2 separate regions of the Homo sapiens genome follow, and region 1 is linked to region 2. Evidence: read pairs that join two places in POLR2A ChIA-PET (ENCODE). Cell type or tissue: Panc1. All regions are shown on one strand. Each heading gives the region's core, and the rest is flanking DNA. Links, peaks and the distances in the headings are about the cores only.

Evidence for each region. ChIA-PET counts read pairs that join two places held together with the same protein. Peaks named below come from ENCODE experiments on the same cell type or tissue, not always from the same donor. Only the 100,000 strongest peaks of a DNase experiment are listed, where the experiment ranks them.
Region 1: POLR2A ChIA-PET joins it to region 2 with 11 read pairs; 3 of 35 experiments call an interaction of 5 or more read pairs at or near these places.

Annotation. Positions count from the first base shown.
Region 1 is chr5:72,476,769-72,484,399 of GRCh38, reverse strand. The region is part of intron 1 of ZNF366 (zinc finger protein 366); the gene reads left to right. Among named protein-coding and RNA genes, the nearest start is that of ZNF366, 27 kb to the left of the region's middle. In Panc1, for the core only: no CTCF peak of the experiment used is centred there; no DNase peak of the experiment used is centred there; H3K27me3 peaks cover 218 bases.
Region 2 is chr5:72,837,983-72,845,613 of GRCh38, reverse strand. All of the region lies in intron 1 of TNPO1 (transportin 1), which reads right to left. Among named protein-coding and RNA genes, the nearest start is that of TNPO1, 25 kb to the right of the region's middle. In Panc1, for the core only: CTCF peaks have their summits at 2,339 and 2,553; a DNase peak (open chromatin) is centred at 2,573; H3K27ac peaks cover 1,134 bases.

The DNA.
Region 1 (7,631 bases), core at 1,536-5,535, 360 kb after region 2:
CCATTCTCCTGCCTCAGCCTCCCGAGTAGCTGGGACTACAGGCGCCCGCCACTACGCCCGGCTAATTTTTTGTATTTTTAGTAGAGACGGGGTTTCACCGTTTTAGCCGGGATGGTCTCGATCTCCTGACCTCGTGATCCGCCCGCCTCGGCCTCCCAAAGTGCTGGGATTACAGGCGTGAGCCACCGCGCCCGGCGATTAATGAAATTATTGAGTTTTAGGTATAATATACTATTGTGGCTAAGTTTTAAGAAAAATTACCCATGTTTAAGAGATACATTCTGAAATATTTATAGATGAAATAATATGATGTCATGGATCTGTTTCAAAAGCATCCCAGTCGGAAGGTGGGGAAAGTGAGTGAGGTATAGATGAAATGAGATTGGTCATGAATTGAAACTAAGTATAAGGACAGATATTATTCTGTCTACTTTCATAGTTTGAACTTTTCCTTAATAAAAAGTTTTTTTTTTAAGTAGATCTTCAGACTTTCTTAGATTTTAAACTTTCCCCTTAAATACTGTGTATCCCTCATGGTACAGATGAAAAAACCTGCTTGAGGGCCAGGAGCACATGATTCTTACTTAATACTCCAGTGGGATGAAGCCCCAGGCCCATCATTCCCATCACAGTTTAAATATCTCTGGCAGTTTTAGTAGTAACACAACTTTGTTCTCTCATCCTTCCCCTTGGTACAGTTTAGGATCAATATCTAGAAGTGAAAGGCTGTCTCCCCTGTGATTCAAGGAGAGCCCCCAAACTCTGCCAGAGCCACACAGGTGTCCAGGGAGCATGGCGATATATCACTGGTTTGTACAAAATACACTGAAAATCTAGAAAGGTGCAGATGCTTGGCTCACAGGCACAAAGAATGTTACTTCTTCTCATATTGTGGAAGCTACATGCCACAGAGACAGGTAGGGGCTATCTGAGGAAGGATCTCAGAGGGAATGTGACCTCAAAGGCCAGGAAGCCAGCATCTGGGACCCACCACAGTGGTGGGTATAGGTCTCTTGTTACCCTGGGTTGCCTGGGCATTATCTAAATGTCTGGCATAATGCTCTAAGTTCAGTGTGAGCTTTCTTGTCTCCACCTGTTCACTTTACCCTCTCAAACATCATGATAGAGGATGAAGAAGCTGGACCTCACCTCTGAGTTACTACCCAAGACATTGTGAGGGGCTGAATGGTAAATGGAGAGCACAGGACAATCTTGCAGGATTGACACCTTCAGGTACCTTTGCCTGACCAGCATGGATCTTCTAGCTTTGACACCACTGGATGCCTGACTTCTCACCATGAATTACAGCAGGCACTCATTTTTACTTCCAAAGGAAGACTACTGCTAATTTCTTTAAAACAGCATCTACAGAGAAAGAGAACAGGACTCAGTCTGGAAATGTTTTCCTTTTGCATTTTCATCAGCCAAAAAAGTATTGAGTTTAGGGTACTAACATACGGTGCAAATGTTAATTTTAAGGGAAATTTGGCACACTCAGCATGCCAAACTGTGCTACTTTCTACACATGTGATACTTGGCTTCAGTGGTGGCAATACAGTGCCAGATTTTCTTAAATGTCAGGCATTTTAAGAGAAGGTTTCTCAGAATTTAAAATCACACACACACACACACACACACACACACACACACACAAAATAGAAATGCAACTGTGATGTTTCTAAATAAAATAAATTTGACTGCCATAGGAAGACAAGGCAACAGCTCTCCGGAGCCTGTGGTGGACCACAGGTTGATGCTCAAACACCTGCACAGTGCTGTTTTAAGCTCTAAGCAATGTATTGTAATCCCATAATACATTAACATGATGATAATCTGCAACATAGAATATTCAATCTTTAGGGCTCATAGATGGTTTCCCTGGAAGGTGTCCCCTGTCTGTTGAAAGAACTCACTTATGCTACCTAAATCAGAGAAGCAGGTGAGAATTATCCAGAGGAGTCCCAGCAAATGTCAGCATTTGGTAGTCCTTATTGTCAGAATAGTCTGATACTGAAATACGTTGAGCCTGGGACCCTACACTTCTTCTTACTAAACTTCCCCTTGACTACTTTGGTTTATCAAGTTTATCCTAAGCACAGATCTGACTCTCTCAACTTCATTGGCTCATTACATGATGTTGGGGGATCTTTTCTAGGTTTTCACCCACATCATAGGTAAAACATTCATTTCAAGACTGTTTTGTCTCTACTTATGAGTCCGAGTCCAGATTTCTAGTTATTTTCATACTCCTGGAAGAGCAAGAAACCTAATGGTGTACTTCCCAATGGACTGATGAAACAGTGCAGAGGAGGAGGAAATTAAGAATGATACAAAGCTTTACACGGACCAGGATAGAGTCAAAGTCATCCAGTAAGAAGGAATATATGAACCGAGATTCCTGACACTTGGACTCTAGAACTTTAAAACTCTCATATCTTGCCCATGCCTCTATCGGATGAATGAAACCTGAACTAGAGGATATCAGAAACCCTTTCCCATGCACTAAACATTCTATAATTAATTCTCTTCACCTCAGGGGTTTGGGGGGAACTAAACATACTAATGGGTATGAAAATTTTGAAAGAATTGGGAGTTATCTCAGTGTAAGTTAGCACAACGTCATGAAATAATTATCTCAATAAACCTAGAATTGTTTCTTATTCTTATTATAATGTTGGGTCAAATGTAGGAGCTTACTTAATGTCAGGTGGAAAACAAAAGGAGTCACAGAAGACAAAAAGATACATTTATAGAAATGAGTAATATAAGTATAAATTAGGTTGATCTTTTGGGAAAACAATTTAGCAATATGTATTAAGACCTGAAAATTAATATACTTTCACTTTGTAATTCTATTTCTAGAGAATCTAATCTAAGGAAATGATAGAGATGTAACAAGGATTTATGAACAAAGTTGTCTACCGCAGTGCTATTTGTCTAGTGCATAGAGATATATAATAAGTAGTGCTGTAAAAGAAAATATATTCATGCATAGTAAAAGACTTGAAAGAAACGGACCAAAATATTAACACAGTAACTCTTGGTGGTAGTATTATTGATTATTTTAATTTTCTTTCTTAGATATTTCAGCCTTCTATTTACAATGGTAATAAATTATACTATTTAAAGGTCATTAAAAATAAATTATATAGAATTGTTCACCTTAATCTAATTCGGGTACCAACACATTTTGTCTTTTAATATATCTGATCAGTAGCCAGCTTATCTCTACTGCTTTCAGGACTTTCTTCTGTTCTTTGCTAACCATGAGGCTGCACGGGCTTTTTATTACGGCTGTTATTTGCCAATAGCCCTCTAACACCCAGAGAGCTGAGTCACCTGTCCGTTTTAGGGTGTCCACACATGGTGTTCCTTCCGTCCTTCAATATTTCCCGCACTCTTTCTCCACATGAAGTTCACAAGCTGTGAATTGGCCCAGGGCTCACTTCTTAGGCAATACGATATACAGGGGCTCTTAAAGCGTGGCTTGCTTAATCCTCCCTACAAAGCAGTCTTCACTCACGTGGAATTTTCCATGAATTTCTACAGAATAGCTATTTACTCTGAGAACCCAAAGGTTTTAGAAACTATAGGCAATTTTGCAAACTCTAGATTGAATTTGCTTGTATTTTGTTGTTATTAAAAAGACTCAAATGAATTATCTCTTTCCAGGTGAGACCTTCAGTAGAAAGATGTTTTATTTATTCACTCCATTATTTTTTTATGCATTCAAATTAGTTCTGTCTTAGGTTCGCCTCACCAGTTCTTCAATCAGTATAAATGAAGATGAAAACTTGAAAGGTTCATTTCCCAAATGCCCATTAATTGTTATCTAATGTACTCCTTTTATAAGGAAGTTAGAGAAGGTTAGTGATAAATCAGAATCAACCTGTTACTCCACCAAGACAGGGGGATTGTGGGGAAGCATGGAGTACAGGAAGGGAGGGATATTGATTGAAATCCACCAGAACCAAGTCATTCCAAACCACTAAAAGTCGAAAAGTTCCAAGGAACAGAAAATAAGTTACGGGAAAGCACTTAAAAGAACTCTTTCTTTTGCCAAACCTTCCAAGAAAATATTCTTTATGCAGAATCTTCTTCTAGATTCAGTCTGTGGCATCCAGTCTCTCAGAATAGGCCCCTCAGTGTCTTAATTGGCTTTCCCTCAGTACCTCATCAATTTGTCACACAATTCTTATTCAATTTAGATCCAGCTATTTCTGCATACTTTCACACTGATTTGGAAAATGTCCTTCACACTTTGGTTTTAGTCTCTATTCATGAAGTGTCATTTGCTTTAGGATGATTTAGTTTCATGAATGGATTTTTCTCATGTATGATTCTGCCTTAGATGAGCCTTGGACCGTGTATGCCACATTCCAGCCATTGCTGCAAAACAAGACTTTGTGAGCCTGCTTGCATCTCCTCCTTAAATATATCTGTTTTTTCACCCTTTGTTCAAGTTCTCAGGCTGAAGTCTTGGTTATATTAGTATGTGTTGTTTTTACAAATTTTAAACCTGAAATTCAGTCCAATCCCTGTCTCCAGTCTTATACCTTCCAGTCATCTAAGCTGTCTCAGGCAGGTGTGTGTTTATATAGAGATTACACATGCTTGTGCACACACACTCATGCAACTTAAATAAGCCAGATATGATCCTGTGTATTTTGTCTAAACATCTCTATTACTGGTGATTCTATGATAACTAGGAATCTGGTGTTACTTGAAACTAGCCCCAAAAAAGTTTTAAAAAATTCATCATTAGTATTGTTCTTCTACATTGCATTTTGGTGGCTGTTGACCAATTTTCTACTTTAAGTTGTCACTTTTGTGATTGATTTATAGAAGCTTTTAGATGTTCAATAACATTAATTATTTGTCATATGTTGAAAAAAATTTTTTTGGTTTGTCATTTCCTTTTAAATGTTACATGATTTTTGACATACAGGATTTTTTTATTTTTCTTTTTTTAATTTTTAATTTTTTAATTTTTTTAATAAATAGAGACAGTGTCTCCCTATGTTGCCCAGGCTGGTCTCAAACTCCTAGGCTCAAGCCATCCTCCTGCCTCAGACTCCCAAAGTGCTGGGATTACAGGTGTAAGCCACAACGCCAAGCCAGGATTTGTTTTCTTGTACAATCAGGCTATTCAACCTTCCTAGTTTCTGACTTTTAGCCAGAGGTTTAAAAAATCATAGGGGCAAGGCAGACTCACTAAAGCCATCTCTACCTATGAGTTGGAGCTTTGGACCTGGAATGAACCTGGTACAATGTTTCCTGTTACAAAGATATTGTTGAAACAAATGGGCAAGAGCTAGGTCTGGGATAAAGGGCTGGATTTACACTCATCCTCAGGAGGAAGAGCCCATTTGAAACTAGAACAGAAGTAGGAGGAAAATCTCTTGGAGGAAAACAGGGAGGGAGGCAGGGATGGTGATGAAACAAGTGTTTATAAGAGTCATTTATGTGAGTAGAAATTGAATGACTATTCTGTAACCTTTTCCAAGTTCCTGGGCTTTGGACTGATTTCAGGGGATTTTTAGAGGCCAATGTCTTCCCAGACTTGAGCCGTCTGAATGATTCAGTAGACAAAGTCCCCTTGGGGTGAGCAAACCCTTTCAATGGCCAGTTCCCTGGCAGGTGCCACCACTTTACATTTGCAGAATATTTCCACCCTTTGCAAAAATCTTTCACCTACTCTATCTTGCTTGATTATTACAGCAACATGTAAAATGAGTAGGATTACCAGGGTTTCCTTTTCTTTTCTAGGGGTAAAAATAAATAGACTCTCAAATTTAACTGACTTTCCAAACTCAGTGACTGAGTTAAGCAAGGTGAGCTGTGCAGTTCACTCTAAAGGAGCAGTGTGGACTAATGAAAGATGTACAGGCAAAGAAATTGGGCACATTTGGGGTGGAATGCCAGCTCAGCCACTTACTCACTCCCTCACCTCAGGCAAGCCAGTTCCTTTCTATGCTTTGATTTCTCATCCATAAAATGGAATAATGGCACTGTGTTGCAGGATTGATGCAGGGATTAAATGATACAATGCTCCATTTCCTTCCATTATTCTATCTTTGTGGTTGTGTGTGTTTTTGTGTGCCAGCTTGAAACCTGCATAGAAGGGGTGGTATATCAAGACACTGAAGAAATGGGTGACTGTGAAGGGCCCCCACACAAGGCCTGGCACAGAGCAGACATTGCATAAATCTAACTCCTCTTTCACTGCCCAGCTCACAAACTCCTGGGAGCCATGACGCCCTTGGAGGCTTTCCCCTGAAGGTTGCTTATGTAGTCTTACAATCCTACTCACTGAAATGTCTTTTCCCACCAAAACTTTGAGAGTGTTGCTGGAATTCAGAAATAGGATTCATTAAAAAAAAACAAACCCTCAAATATTTATCCAGAAGGCCATTATATAAGTGGGCTCAACAACTGTTTGCAATAGTTCTTATGTCATGACTAAGAGCAGAAATTGGCAAACTATAGACCTCAGGTCAAATCCAGCCCACCACTTTTTTTTTTTGTAAATAAAGTTTTATTAAAACACAGCCACTTCCGTTTGTTTATGTGGTGACTCTGGCTGCTTTCATTGCCACTGACAGGATTGAGTAGTTGCAACAGAGACTGTGTGCCTCAGAAAGCTGAAAATATTTACGGTCTGATCCCTTACTTCCAGGTTATGTGACCGTAGATAAGTCATTTATATTCGTTGTGCCTCAAATTCCTTACCTATAAAATAGGGATAATTGTACTGATTAAACCATAGACTCCATATAAAAGACTTGCATGTGGTGAGTCCTCAGTTAATAATAGCTATCATTATTGTTACCAGAATTGTTGATTTGCAGCAAAGCTCTTTGGGTAAAACACTAACCCAGGAACAGAAACCTATTTGGTCACCCTCAGTTTTAAAGGTCTCTCCTGCAGATATCAATAGCAGCTAGAATAGTCATCCTTCCTTGTCACAATCATGTTTTCTTAAGATCAGCCATTTCAATGCCATTAGCTCAACTTCCAGGACATTAAAAGCATATCCTCCCATTCCTCCACACTTAATGTAGACGCTTGGATCAGTGCCACTGGATATTTTCCAATATTCTGTGTACCCTCTCTGGGAAAGAAGGAATTGAATGAGGCATTTTGTTAAAATTAAATGTCAAGAGTACCAGCTGCTTATTTCTAAAAATATGAGCTAGATATTCCAAAAGGTGTGAACCATCAATCAAAGTACAAGGGAAGATTTTGCATTTAGTTGTTTGTTGTTAGAAATTTTTTTAATATTGTAAAGAAAACCAACCTTTTGACAAATGGCATTGAAAGCCATTAAGGGAGTTGAAAAACCAGCAGTTCCACTTTGTCTCCTCTATATGGTGGGAAATGCTTTCTCAATGTAAAGAAATTGTATCCTGAAGTCCAACCAGCATATGGAGGTGATTTCCAAGACAGAAGTGAAAAAAAAAAATCCCACAGCCCGACCTTTCAGAAGTATCATAGTCATGCAGAGAGAAAGCATCCTGCCCTCTTCCTCATTGTTAAGCTTTGTGGGTTAGAAGAGCCATCCCTATGGTGGTAGCCGTATCTCCAACCCAGCTTCTCACCAAGTGGCTGGGCAGGGTCTTGATGTGGGA
Region 2 (7,631 bases), core at 2,313-6,312:
TTGATTCAGATAACTGCTTGATAAGAGATCTTAAGCCACTTTGAACTTTTCTATCACATCTTTTTAAAAAGTGTGATAAAATCTACATACATAACATTTATCATTTTAAGTATACAGTTCAGTGGCATCCATCTCCAAAACTTACCATATTTTAAAAGCCATTAAAATAAGGAAGAATCTTATACCCTGGGGTAGCCAGACATTGCAGGGTTAATTAGATAACATCTGAAGTACTTCAAGCTAACCAAGCACATCAGGATTATTATATGAGGTAGAAATCATTTATTTAAATAGTAAACTACATTTATATTAATTAAATAGAATATCAAGATCAATATTGGATTTTCTTATAAAATTTAAATATTACCTGGAGTATTCTTTTTGCATGTTGAAGGCTCAGCTTTCTAAATGTCTCAAAAAAAGGAAGTAGTACTTCAAATTTCGCTCCCTTAGATGATACTCCATACTACACTAATATTAACTTTACAACTTATGCCTGATTGGCCCATGACATTCAATGGTGACCAAAAAAAAAAAAAGGCATTTCAACAAGCCAAAATACAGTTATTTGAAAAACAAGATAGAAGACAGCCCCAGAATAAAAAGTAGCCTGCAAGTGGTGAGTTACTGTGATACCATTTTGGACTTTCAGAAGACTAGAGCTTACTCATGAGTAAGTTTTTAACTTAAATTTACATAAAAATTTTGAATTTGCTACAGTTGAGAATCATGTGAAGTAAAGAAGCCAGACTGGCTGAAGAGAAAGTAAAAATATATAGCTTCTTCCTTGTTGGATAGTCTGTAAAATATAGTTTAAAAAGCAGACTGGAGATATGGACTCAACTGACCACGTTTGAATTCTAGTTCTTCCACTTAGTAGCAGTGAAAACCTGGGCAAGTTAATTAATCTAAGTCTTAGTTTCCCAACCCTAAAATGGGAATATACTAACTCTGTATGCAGATCATAGGTCCCTGGCACACAATATGTGTAATTTGAAAAATAGTAGTTTTATAGTTAAATGAATGGCTTTCTAGCATCTGCAAGATAAAATCTAACTTCTTTTCATGGAAGAAGTCTCTTCATCATCTGGTTCATCACCTTCAAAGACAATTTTATCTATGACTCAACTTCCAACTTTATGCTCCATCATCTTTTCCTGCACCTCTCCTACCTCTGAGCCTTTGCATAGGGATTTCCTGCTGGGAATGCCCTCCTTAAACCTGACCAATTGGCAAACTCCTTCTCACTCTTTAGAGCTACCCTCATTCACTGATTTTCCAAATATTTATTGAGAGTCTTTCTTGGCACTATGATTGATACTGGATACTATTTCTCTTCTGTGTCATTATTCCAAGATCTCCTCACAAGACTTAAGTGTATTTTTCATTACAGATCTATGGTTTATAGCTATTTCCATTCTAGAAACTGTCATATTGTATTATAATTATTTCTAGGTCTGTCCTGGCAATAGATCACAAGTTCCTTGAGAGCAGGGACAGTGTCTTTTCACTCTCTTTGCCTGGCAGAGTCCGATTCAACAAATACTTGTTGAATAAACGCTATTGTTGTTGCTATTAATTCAACTGAGTAACTATTAAGTAGAACTACCATGTGCTCAGTGAATTTTGGAGATTCAAAGATAAGTAAAATATAGTTTGTTTTTATCCTCACTAAGTTCTCATTTGGTGAGAGAGGCAGATGACCTGTCAATGAATAAAGTATATGGTAAAGTACAATAGGAAAAGAGAGAAAAGCAAATACATTCCACCAGGAGACAGAGATGCATTTTCCCCCCATCTGGTTCAATTAAAATTTTTTCCATCTAATTTCAACTAAATTCAAAGTTAGATGTTTCTATCTATATGCTGAATCACTATGAATGTGAGAAATGTTGCTATTAGTGACGTCATTTCCCAAAATGGTAAACAACTCTTGGTAGAGATCCAAACAAAACAAGGTACAATTGTCCTTCAATAACATAGTAGTTTTTTGTTTTTTGGGTTTGTTTTTTTTTTTTTTGAGACGGAATCTTGCTCTGTCACCCAGGCTGGAGTGCAGTGGTGCGATCTCGGCTCACTGCAACGTCCGCCTCTCAGGTTCAAACAATTCTCCTGCCTCAGCCTCCCGAGTAGCTGGGATTACAGGTGTGTGCTAGCACGCTCGGTTAATTTTTGAATTTTTAGCAGAGACAGGGTTTCACCATGTTGTCCAGGCTGGTCTGGAACTCCTGACCTCAAGTGATCTGCCCGCCTCAGCCTCCTAAAGTGCTGGGATTACAGGCGTGAGCCACCCTGCCTGGCCATAGTTTTTATTCCTAGAAAATTCAACATATATTAAAACTCTGCAAAAAGTTCCACATGTATATGTAAAATTGAGTTAGGCTCTTGGCTCTGATATCTATAAACAGATTTCTTACACCTTTGTGACTATCTAACAAGACATTTACAAGTCATACAAAGCTAGGACAATTCTTCATGGTGAACATCTAGCACTCTCAGCCCTGCCCAGTAAATGACAAGAGCACCTCCCAGTCACTAGGACACCTCCAGAGAGCAGCACTGCCTCAGTGGAGAATGACTATGGTAAATGACTAAGGGCTGTGAAAACATTATGCTAACCCAGTTAGGAGGTCAAGAAAGGACTTCCTTGAGGAAGTGACTCTTTATCAGAAATCTAACAGGAATTATCAAAAAGCAAAAGTGAGGCTAGGAGGACCTCATAGATGATGTTAAGAAGCTTGGACTATCTTAAGGATAATACAAAGCTTGTGAAAGGGGTTTAAATTGATAAAAAACATGATCAAAGTCTGGAAAAGAATTAATCCTCCTAGACATGGGGAAGGAGAGGTTCATCTTTTGTTCTATAGCTTTAATATTAGGTTAATTTTTAGAATGTGTCATATTTCAATAAAAATGATTTTTAAAACCCATCAGTTTGCAATGAGGGCAGGAGGAGCCATAGGAAGACCTAACTGTCCAATCTGCATATAAAATGGAATTCCAGTTTGTTAGGGGAAGGGCAGTCCTGTTTCACAGAGAGCCAAGATGCTACCAAAAACTCTGGTACTTAAATATTGAAGACTTAAACACATGCACTATTTTGTTAGTAATAGTGATAGCTAATATTTTTGAGTGCCAAGCAGTGTTCTAAGCACTTCACAACTCTATGATGCTGCTCTATTAATTACATTTTACAAATAAGTACATTGAGGCACAGAGAAGTTACTTGCCTAAGGTTGGTCAGCTAGTAAATGCCAAAGCCATGATTCAAACCCAACTAATCTGGCTCCAGTGTCCAGTCTGGAAGCCCCTGATATACTGCCTTTCCAAAAGAAACATCAATCTCCATAAACTGGGAAACTACTCATAAATACAACCATGTGCATACGAAAGAACATATATTTTGATACCTTTGTGGTGAGGTAAAAGAGAAAAGTAAAATCACACTTCACCATCATAAAAGTCATAATAGATCTAAAAAACCAGTAGTATGTATATAGTATGACAATATAATAAAAATGAGGTATTCTCATAGCATTGAGTAAATGAGTTAAAAACATTCTAAATATAATCTTCACAACACCCCTCTGTTGTAAGTAGGTAGCAAGTATTATTTTTATTTGACAAGCAGATAAATCAAAACAGCTTAAGAAATTTGCTGAATCATTTGCTGAATGTGAATCAGATATGTAGACTTCCACAGAAAATCTCTCTTATACTGTTTTTTTTTTTTACAGAAAAATGCTATGATGAGCAAGGAGAAAAAAAATCAGAGCTATCCAATGATCTAAAAAGAGCATGCTATTTAAAGAATACAATTATTTAATAAAACTTTCATGAGAAATTGAACCAAAGTTCAGGTATGAAGGGAAAGAAGGAAAAGTTTACAGGCACCTAATGATGAATCAAAACGTTGACAAACTTGTTAAATTATAGCTATCAGTGGAACTAGAAAGTCCTTTAAGAAAGTCTATAGGCTGGGCGCGGTGGCTCATTCCTGTAATCCCAGCACTTTGGGAAGCCGAGGCGGGCGGATCACAAGGTCATGAGTTCGAGACCTGGTGAAACCCCGTCTCTACTAAAAAAATACAAAAATTAGCCAGGCGTGGTGGCATGCCCCTGTAATCTCAGCTACTTAGGAGGCTGAGGCATGAGAATTGCTTGAACCTGGGAGGTGGAAAAAAAAGTCTATAATGAGCCGGGCGCGGTGGCTCACGCCTGTATTCCAGCACTTTGGGAGGCTGAGGCGGGTGGATCGCCTGAGGTCAGGAGTTCGAGACCAGCCTGGCCAACATGGTGAAACCCCATCTCTACTAAAAATACAAAACATTAGCTGGGTGTGGTAGCGGGCGCCTGTAATCCCTACTAGGGAGGCTGAGGCAGGAGAATCTCTTGAACCAAGGAGGTGGAGCTTGCAGTGAGCCAAGATTGTGCCATTGCACTCCAGCCTGGGCAACAAGAGGGAAATTCGGTCTCCAAAAAAAAAAAAAAAAAGAGAGAGAGTCTAAAACCAGAGGTTATGGATCAAGAAGGAAGAGAAAAAAATGCAAAACTAACTGTTGAGCTCATATTAGTTACGGAAATGAGCTCAACTAGATTAGAAGGACAGGGACCATAACTCATGTTACACAGTGCTAGGCACATGGGGTTTAAATCATCCTCGATTGAGACTGATGGGTAAATCATCTAGTTCACCACTTGAAAATAGGCTAAGACGTTAAAATTTTAACTTTCTGGCATTACAAAGTTATTGTCATCTAGGAGTTTAGAGATTAACAGAACACAGAAAATGGAAAATAGGTACTAAGGAAAGTTTGAATAAATGTATGCTTAGAGTGTCTTTTCTGGAAGAACTTTGAAGATGACTAGACATGCTTACTAAATGCTAGTTAAAGTTTACAAATCAACATTAAAAAAAAGAGTGTGGTATCAAATTGAGTGATAAGAAGGAAAGCTTGATCTCAAAATTTGACCCAATCTATAACCAGACACTTCCTATACTTTAGCCCATTTAATATTCACAACAGCACTATGAGGTAGATGTTAACTCCATTTTATATTAACCGAGGTTCAGAGAGGTTAAGTAGCTTGCCCAGCTAGTATGTGGCAGATTAGGCATTCAAAACCAAACCTGTGTGATTCCAAAGTCTGAACCATGCCTACTAATAACAGCAACCCTGTTATCATTAATGGGTCCTTCCATGTGCCAGTTATTATGTTAAATTCTTTAAATACATGATCTCATTTAATTCCATGAATATGTACTATAATTATCTCCATTTTACAGAAGAGGAACAGGCTTAAGAGAACTTAAGCAATGTGTCCAAGATCACACAGTAATGAACAAAGCGAGGACTCAAGCCCAGATGCACCCAACTCCAGAGCCCATGCACTGAACTACTACTCTGCCATATTATTCTCATTCTGCCACCCCACGAACATGTGACTAACCCTTAGAGAACTTAACAGTGGGCAGACTATGAGCGGTCTGCGTTATACAACTCTTTCCCTTTCTATTCCATGCATCACCAATAATTCAACGGCTCTCTTGATGAATGTCTACTTCAGGTCAATCACTTCAGATATGATAACTGCACCTTGCTTTTCAGAGCACAAATTTTTCATTTTTAATGAAAACAAAAGGCTGATAGGAGTAACACCTCCCAGATATTTAACTTTTAGTTATCTCATTGTCACCCTCAAAACATCAACTCCTTGTTGAGTTCTAAAACAGATTTAACGGTTGGTCTCACTCTCCATGTATGTTTAAGCAACTTAAATCAGTGGTTCTCAACCCTAACTACACATTATAATTACTGGGAACTTATAGCCAGTTGAGAACCATTATATTAAATTAATATATCTGCTCCTGGCAATTTCCATTATTTCTTACTCTAATAAGCAGCGGTGTTCTAGCTGTATTAGAAATAACAGAAAACAGAAAAAGACAACAGAATACAGACTGCACCGATTAATATGGGAAACATTACTAATCACTAAAAAAGTCTTTAATGAAAACCAAAACATAAGAACATACTATTTAAAGTTACATAATAATTTGTACTTCTTAGTAAGGACTAGTAAGTACAATGTTTATTTACTTTGTAATTTAACAGTGACAGAAAATGGGTAAGAAGTTCCACTTAAGTTGTAAGACAGAAATGAGAACTTGGGAAAAGTAAGTTTTGGGGGAAGTTTATCTCCAGTAAATAATAACAACACACACTAGAAAATTATGATCCTTAACTGGCAAAATATGATTTACATTTGTATATCAAATCAACTTATGAGTAACTAGATCTTTCTTCAAATGGCAATATTAAGTCATTCATAAAAGTAAACTCTTCTAATAAGCCTACACATTAAAAACCAATTAATCAAAATAATTAGGTCCGATTCTCTTAGTATCATAGGATTTATTAATGTGCTTTACTAGGGATTGTCCCACTGCTACATTCAACTGGAGAGTTAGTTTTTAAGTAGTTCAATGGACTACTGTCACTGCCTATTGTTAACCCTAGTCCAATAGTTTTCATTTCTGTGACACAGATTTAAGAAAAAAAGCTTTTTAAAAGCCTTACGTATTATAACATGATTATAAATTTCCTTTCAGAACATTGACTTATCACTGCCAAGTGGTTTTAAGTAAACACAGTGCTTAAAAAGTTTCAAAGTACTTTCATATTTTACCTCATTTAATTTTCAAAACTACCCTGTGAGTTAAGGAAACTGTCTCAGTGATATTAAGTCACTTGCCAAAAATTGCTCAGCTAGTAAATGTTAAGAATTGGGTTGGAATGAATGTCTATTTCTGGTCGAATGTTTCTACTACTCCAAACTATTCCTTTAATTCATAGTTCATTAAATATGTAAGTACCATCAATTAAAAGAGTAGCTTGTCTTCAAGTAACACTGCTCTACGCTGATTATACATTTGCTGATTTATATGATGACATGCATAAAAGATGGAGACAAGCTGTAGTACTCTAGGTAAAATAATGGCACTGAATGACAAAATATGAGCACCAGGAAAGTTACTAATTATAGCTATACTTACTGAATTTAAGGAGCTGGTAAAAAAAGGCTATGATGCAAATAGCCAAATATTTTCCTGTGAAACACATCTGAAATTGTTAAGTTAATAAAAGGTATGATTCAATATTTTAGAATCCACTTTACAAATTAATAAAGTGAGACATACCTAAACAGTTGATAAGCCAAGCTGATAATTAAAAAAAAATTAGCACACTGGGATAACCATTATAGCTCATTTTGATAACTGCAAGTATACTGTTTTATTGCCGTTCGATTGCTCCTGAAGTTCTGAAGTGAGAAGGATCCAGGAATGTCTTATTTATGTCCAAAGCTATCCTTTATTAAGTATAATGTATGGATTCAGTATTTCACATTTTCAAGTGTATGCAGAAAAAGGAACACAGCACTGTATTTATTGGTAAGGGCTGAATGAGAAAAGGATCAGAGCAGTTTAGATAGCAAAATAGAAAGGTTAAAAAAAAGTTAAGTGGTTAGTAGGCTGATTAGCATTAGGTTTTACCTAACCATACATTTCTTCATAGAAATCTCACACACAACAGGGGCATATATTAGTCAGATCTCAGTTATGAAAAGAG